Regions from separate parts of the Homo sapiens genome. Here regions 1 and 3 are each linked to region 2. The links are chromatin loops, found by intact Hi-C in ENCODE. Cell type or tissue: endothelial cell of umbilical vein. All regions are shown on one strand.

What was found. Peaks named below come from ENCODE experiments on the same cell type or tissue, not always from the same donor. Only the 100,000 strongest peaks of a DNase experiment are listed, where the experiment ranks them.
Region 1: it touches region 2 in a loop (3.0-fold over the local background); 54 of 110 quality-filtered maps call a loop at or near these places.
Region 3: it touches region 2 in a loop (6-fold over the local background); 12 of 110 quality-filtered maps call a loop at or near these places.

The regions. Positions count from the first base shown.
Region 1 is chr14:20,529,814-20,532,313 of GRCh38, forward strand. No RefSeq gene overlaps it. Among named protein-coding and RNA genes, the nearest start is that of RNASE10, 26 kb to the left of the region's middle. RefSeq lists an enhancer at 1,023-1,522. In endothelial cell of umbilical vein, a CTCF peak has its summit at 1,352 (motif pointing right); a DNase peak (open chromatin) is centred at 1,358; H3K27me3 peaks cover 179 bases.
Region 2 is chr14:20,696,490-20,698,989 of GRCh38, forward strand. The region is part of intron 1 of RNASE4 (ribonuclease A family member 4); the gene reads left to right. The region is part of intron 3 of EGILA (EGFR interacting lncRNA); the gene reads right to left. Among named protein-coding and RNA genes, the nearest start is that of ANG, 9.0 kb to the left of the region's middle. In endothelial cell of umbilical vein, a CTCF peak has its summit at 1,429; a DNase peak (open chromatin) is centred at 1,422; H3K27ac peaks cover 322 bases.
Region 3 is chr14:20,756,677-20,759,176 of GRCh38, forward strand. The region is part of intron 2 of LOC107984671 (a long non-coding RNA gene); the gene reads right to left. Among named protein-coding and RNA genes, the nearest start is that of EDDM3B, 10 kb to the right of the region's middle. In endothelial cell of umbilical vein, a CTCF peak has its summit at 1,474 (motif pointing right); a DNase peak (open chromatin) is centred at 1,485; H3K27me3 peaks cover 202 bases.

The sequences.
Region 1 (2,500 bases), 170 kb before region 2:
ATTGTGAAAATGCATTGCTTCAGAGTCATCTATCATCCAGTTCTATTGTTGAGAAGCCTGACGCCATTTTGAATCTTTGAAATTGATGCTTCCCTTTTCCTAGAAAGCTTACAGGATCTTTTTATGCCTCTGTTCTCAATCTTCACAGTGACATGCTTAGGTACGAGTCATTGTATCCTGCACTGGGGATGGGGGTGGGGTTAATTTGGAAACTCAACTTTTCGGGTATGGGAAATTTACTTCAGTAAATTTCCAATTTCTGTTTCCCTCTCTCCTCTCTTCCTGGAACTCTATTAGTCAAATATTGAATCTCTTGGATTGCTCTACTGTATTATCTTTTCTTCTGTTTTTCCTCTTTTGGAAGTCATTTCTTTGACTTTATCTTTTGAACCTAATACTAATTCTTCCACTCCTGCTATTTTATATATTTATTTTCCAAGTGCTTGTTCTTTTTTGCTTTCCTTTTACAAGTTTTTGTTTGTTTGTTTTGAAAACAATAGTTCCCCAAATAACTCGGAATATACTAACTAGAGGTTATTAAGGCTTTATCCTCTGTTCTCTGCTTTGTGATGTTTCTTTCACTTTATGTTTTTAAATTACAGTCTTCACAGAATTATGGAGACTGTCGAGTATGTGTGGAGAATGGACCTTGCAAACAAATAAAACCAATTTTGTAGACTTTGACGAATAAATTTCTCTTTAAAATAAAGATAGCTCAATGTTGTTAAAATTATATACACACATACAATTCTAAGCACATGGTAGGCGCTGAATTTATGGTAGCTCCAGTCTTTTCTCTTTTATGAATCAATTTCTCAAAAATATTTAAAGTGGCCAGTGCAGTGACTCACACCTGTAATCCCAGCACTTTGGGAGGTGAAAACGAGCGGATCACTTGAGCCCAGGAGTTTGAGACCAACCTGGACAACATAGGGAGATTCTGTCTCTACGAGAAAAAAAAAAGAGGAAAGAAAGAAAGAGAAAGAGAGGGAAAGAGAGAGAGAAAGGAAGAAAGGAAGAAGAAAGAAAAGAAAGAAAAGGAGGGAGGGAAAGAGAGAAAGAGAAAGAAAGAAAGGAAGAAAGAAAAAGAAAGAAAGAGAGAGAAAGAAAGAAAAGGAAGGAAGGAAGGAAGGGGGAAGAAAGAAATGAGTCGGTGTGGTAGTTCATGCCTGTGGTACCAGCTACTTGGGAGGCTGACGCGGGAGGATCACTTGAGCTCAGGAAGTTGAGGCTGCAGTGAACTATGATTGTGCCACTGCACTCCAGCCTGGATGGCAGAGCGAGACCTTGTCTTAAATGATGATCATGATAAAACCCCCAGTATCTACAACGTGCGTGAGATGTGCCACCAGATGGCGCCATGATTGGAACTGTAACATGGAAGAACTCCAACTCCCTTCTTTAATATTTCTGCAGATTTCTGGTGAGGCTTTTATCCTTATGATCCGCTCTGCTTTTTGGATACTTTTTTTGCATGTGAGGTCCCATGTTGACCCCATTCCTGAAACCCAGCTCCTTTCTTAACTCTTATTTATACCTGTCCCCTTCTGCTACACACACCCCAACTCAGGTAAAGTCTTCAGGAGTAGATTTGGAAGTTAAAGAGTAAATGAGGGTTTATGTTTTTGTGTTGAGAAAACTTTTTATTTTACCCAGATTACATCTCTTTTCTTAAAATGTAATTGGCCACACCATCTTCAGTTCACTGGCCCTTCATCTTGTACAGTTCTCAACCTTACACTTTCTTGCTGGCTTGTGATTTTTTTATATCCACACACACAGTCCCTCTGTTTCGTCCCCTCTTCCTTAGAACAAAACAAATTATTTTCCTTGATTTCTGCTATATTTAAGGCACATATTTATTATGTAACTTCCTGTGACATGTATGGCCTTAACATCTTACCTGCTAGGTGAGCAGCATATGATGTTATTTTCCCAAAAAGAGTTACTTTACTTCCTAAGAAAAGCTGTTGTCAGTTATTTAGGATAGTAATATTTTTACCTCATCATTCAGGTTTCTACAAATCTGAGGGAAAAAAGGAAAATATCTGAAATCAAGAAAAGAGAACTAACTTAAGTGTGTGGGGATATAGGGAGGGCAAGAGAGGTGATGACTGAGCTTGGACTAAGAAGAAGAAGCTATAATGTGTGAAAAAGAAAAAATAAGTAAGAGAAATATGTAAGTATGGTCAATTTCTGGATTACTTTTATTTTATTATTTCTCAAAATGCCTCTAAAATTTGTTAGTGAGAATTCTGAAGTGATTAAGTGGTACCAATTTCTATGGTTTGGATTTTGGATCATGGACTGAAAAGAGTGTGCTGTGGAATTAGACATATATATTTCGTTCCAACTCTGCCATTATTATGGTGTAACCTTTAGTAAGTTACTTCACTCCTCTGACAGTAGTTTATTATAAAATGGGAGTAATAATGTCTTTAAAAATTAGATGATATAGTGAAAGAAAACTATCTGTCTTAGTCTATTCTGGCTGCTATAA
Region 2 (2,500 bases):
TAAATGCTTTGAAGAATAGTGACATGCAAGGAAGAAAATTCCATGCAATTTGGAGAAGAAACATTTTTCTAGGAATCTAGTAGCTGAGATATTTTATAGTTTAAAAACAGACTTCCAATATCTTGAGAATACAGTTAGCTCTACGAAATAAAGAGGAGTCAATAATATATGCAACTCTGTAGTCATTCATTATTTTATCCAGATTGACAGAAGCAGAGGAAACCAAGAAAAATGGAAGTGGTAAAAAAAAAAAAATGCAGTAATTGCCAATATTTACTGAGCATTTACCCTGTGCTAGGCCTTGTTATAGGCGCTTAGATTGATTTTCTTTTCATAACATCCCTAAGAGGTAGGTATTACATGCTCATTTTGCTTATGAGGAAATCTGCTGAGAGAGATTAAGTAATTTTCTCATGGTCACAGCCTCAGTCTTTTAGACCACGGTGTCAAAAGAAGTTCTTACTGTGAGTCAGGGTGGTGCAGTGGAGAAAGCGTTTGGGGAAAATCCTGACCCAAAAGTGTGCGTTGGGATGATGTGGAGATCATTCAATTTTCTCTTGTAGCTACAGCTTTGAGATGCACCCATTGGTATCCACACTGGCCTGCTGTCCTCAAATATTTCTCTATGTCTTGTTTACTTGAGTAGTGCAGAAAAGCTGACGTCCTGGGTCTGCTCTCGCATGCATAGGTGAGGTTTTCTCTGTAGCTAGTCATCTTGCTAAACCATATTTTTGGTCACAAAGAATCAGGATGAGAGAAAGTAGATAAAACCATGGAAACTCGAGGTGCCACCGGAAGAGCAAACCAAAGTATATTGATCTGCTGAAGCTATAATCCAAGTACTAAGTATACCTTCAGAAGTTGTATGCATTGTTCTTGGGGCAAAAAGGAAATCAAACATCTGCCCTTCCTCCCACAACCTCTTTACTTCCCTCTCTTCCTAACACTGTATCTCACATCTACAGCTGCAGGCACACAGATATGACATACAGCTTGATATCTTTATGTGCAAAGGCAAAAGATGGCTATGGATATAGGAGGTGGCATTTAAAAGAACAATATCCATGTTTGATACTGCTTTCATTATCAATAATGAAAAGGTAGCCTTTCAGCAGAACAAAGTAAGGTACAGGTCGTTTGGAAGCCATTTCAGTCATTCACACAGTGTGATCCACCATTACGAAGCAGAATTTGAAATCAAAAGACAATAGTACCCATATACATCAAACTAGGAGTTCAACTGGGGTCAGTCCTTGGACTGCACATACAGAGTTGGGCTGCCTGACTCTCAAAACATTGCCCTTGCTAATTTGCGTTGCTCACTTCCTATTGAATCAGGGATGATTTTTCTTTGCTGTAGTGAATCAGCCCTGCTACACTGCAAGAATCAAGCCGATTCACAATTCACATCAATTCCAGGAGTGACGGCCAGATGGCAGCATCTGGCTAGTCAGTTGGTGAGTGAGTCCACCTCCAGTCTTGATTAAACTCTGCTGCTGGGAAGTAGCAATTCTGAGCATAAATGTCTTTGATATCCTGAATATTTTGGGTGTGGGATGAGAGAGGCAGTAGATAGTGGAAAGAGCACAGGGTGTAGACTAAGATAGGCCTGGATTCCTTTCTTTAATCTGTCAATGAAAGCAATGAATGTTCTGAAACTACATGGCAATGCTTTTTTTGTTGCCACTCTGGCTTTTTTTTTTAATGCTATAAAATATATGCCTATTTTTCACTGCCAAGAGGTGACAACACAATGATGCTGCAACCAGAGAAGACAGACAGCTACCAACAACTATTGACAAGACAGAAGGAACATCAAGAATAGATGCAAGACAAAGCAATGTATCTCCATGGCCTAGATTTTTTAGGTTATGCATAGAAACAGCAAGGAGAAGAAGACACAATCCAAGTTTTCTTTTGAGAATATTGTGCTGTTTAAATTTATTTTTTAAACATTTCTTAGCTTTTCTTATTAGTCAATTTCATAAGCCTGGGAAACATCTTTACTCTATCCATTTAATTGCATTTGTTCATTAGCTTACTCATTTCACTTATTAGTTCATTCAAACAGTAGCTATTATCAACTGTCTTCTAAGAACTGTAACTGGGTATTCTGGTTTTGCTTTTTTTTAAAAAATAGAATTAAAAGGATTTCCAAAAGGACCTGATTTTACATTAGAATTAGAATAATACATTTTAAATTAATGTATAACATATATTATTCTAGAATTAGAATAGATTTTAAATCACATTAGAATAATAGCCACATGACAAAAAAGAAAAGAAAAATAATAAAATTAATGACAAAGAAAAACAATAGTCATGTGAGAGGAAAGGCAAAGCCTAAATATTCCTCTGTCCTCTTCCTCCACCTAGATTCCCAGATGTAAGGTATTAAAAGTAGTTTGTAAACTTTCTGTGACGTATGCTGAGTCTATCCAAACTGTCGGGAATTGGAGCCTCCCGGGAACCAAACACTCCCCAAAGATCATACACCTAC
Region 3 (2,500 bases), 60 kb after region 2:
GAAGTCTAGTTATGGGAGATGATGAGTACAGGAGCAGAAGAAACAAGGCTGTGAAAAGAAGGTGTCACCACTGTTTCAGCAGGGTCAAGTGGTACAGGTACAGGAACCAAGCCAGAATGGGCAACAAGGTCTCAATGCCCTCTAGAAGCCCCTGAGTCGCATTCTCGCTAACTGGAGGGCTTATAGCTAGGAGCTCATGACCAAGAATAAGATGATCTATTATTACAATATTGTTTTTTGTTTGTTTGTTTGTTTCTTGAGATAGAGTCTCACTCTGTTGCCCAGGCTGAAGTGCAGTGGCACAATCTTGGCTCACTGCAACCTCTGTCTCCAGGGTTCAAGAGATTCTCCTGCCTCAGCCTCCCGAGTAGCTGGGATTACAGGCACGAGGCACCATGTCTGGCTAATTTTTTAATCTCTTTTAGTAGAGATGGGGGTTTCACCATGTTGGCCAAGCTGGTCTCAAACTCCTGACCTCAGGTGATCTGCCCACCTTGGCCTCCCAAAGTGCTGGGATTACAGGTGTGAGCCACCTCACCAGGCCTACAATACTGTTTAGACTTCTTACAGATTAGGTGATGAATTTGGCCTCTGAACAGGAGTACCCTGTACTGGACTTTAATTCAGTTAGAATTATTTTGTCAGAGATCTGGGAAATGGGAAGAAATGCCTTATTCCAAGTTCTCATATTATTGCAAAATCAGGATTCAGGATGGGGCAGGGGGCTTCTGCTGGCTGTACAAAGAGATGAGAAGAGGGTCTTTCATAAGCCAGATAGCCAGATGCAGGAACAAAGGGATAAAGATTTCTTTTAAATGCTTTAAACCCAGCTGCCCCAGCAGCTCCTGCCGCCATGGCTGCTGCACCACCTTCTCCACAGCTACTTGGCTGCCTCACCACCTTCTCCACAGCTAGTTGGCTGCCTCACCATCACCACATGATGCTCCAAATTTGGAGGAAGGGGCTACTGCCCCATCTCAATATGATGAGGGAGTTGGAATGGTCTGTCCCTCCAAGACCCAACAGGGCACTCTGTTTGGACAGGGCAATACTGTGACTGGAGCAGGGCAATTCCCACTTAGGCAGATGCCTATGGGTGGTTCACACATAGAAGTGCCATCTGTCAGACATTACTGGACTTACAGCCTATTTTCAACATCCAACTTGCTAAATTGGAAAAGCTCCAAACAACCTTATAGAGAAGACCCCCAGAAAATGACTAATCTCTTTGAATCCATCTTTGCTACCCACCAGCCCCCCTGGGCAGATGTTTGGTCTTTTTTATTATGCTTCTGACCACAGATGAAAGAAGGCTAGTAATAGAGAAGGCAAATGAAGAGGCCCATCACCTCCATGAGACAAACAATATCTCCGATCCTGCAGGGGCAATTCCAGGTACAAACCCTAATTGAGACCCCAATTGAGATGGGGACATGACCCATCTGGAACACTACCAAGCATGCATTCAGGTCAGAATCAGGAGGGGGCGCCAAACCAAAAGAGCTTCAATAAAGTTCAGACAGTCATTCAAAAGGCAAATAAGGACCGCTCTGAATTCTTAGAATGCATTTACCAAGCCTTCTGCAGATACACTGATATGAAACCAGAAGACCCTGAGAATTCGAGGTTGGTATATAAGACTTTCATTCAGCAGAGTGCCCCTGCTATAAAGAGAAAGCTAGAAAAGAAAAGAGGCTGCACTGGAATTACCCCTTCTCAGCTAGTTGACATTGCTTTCACAGTGTACAATGGCAAAGAAATACAAGTCAGGCACCGTATATGTGGAATAAGCAGGGAAGCCTCCATGCCAGAAAAGTCAGGGTAAGCCTTTGGGCCACAACCAATGCACCTGTCATAAGGAAGAGGGCCAATGGAAGGTTAACTGCCCCAAAATGAAGGAAGCCAAGGGCCACAAAAAAAGGAAAGCGCGAAGGAAAGGACCCACCAGCAGATGGTGGAACCAGGACTACAGCTCTGATAGAGAATGAGGAATTTCCTCACAGAAGCCCTGGGTGCAATTGACAATGGGGAACAAACTAATTGATTTATTGGTCAAAAAGGGAGTGACCTACTCAGTTCCTAACACCCCAGAGGCAAAGAGCACCAAAATGACTGTGCCTGTGACAGGGGTTGCAGGAGGAAGGCAACAAAAGGCTTTCTTACAACCTTCAGAATGCAAACTGGAAAACCCGGAACTAAGGCACAGCCTTCTCTATATGCCAGAATGGCTGATTCTCCTGCTAGAACAAGACATACTATGCAAATTAAGTGCTCAAGTAACTTTTTCCCCCGGAAAAACAGCAATTATACCTGCAGGTCCCACCAGAACAGACACTGAGACTATAGATGCTACTCACTCACCCTGAGATGAAAAAGGAAAAAGCTTTTTCCCCAGAAGTCTGCTAAAGAGTGAATATTGCATTTGGGCAGACGGGGGTCTCAGGAAAAGCAAGAAACATGCAGCCAGTGCACATGGAGATAAAAGAGGGGGCTGGAGTGC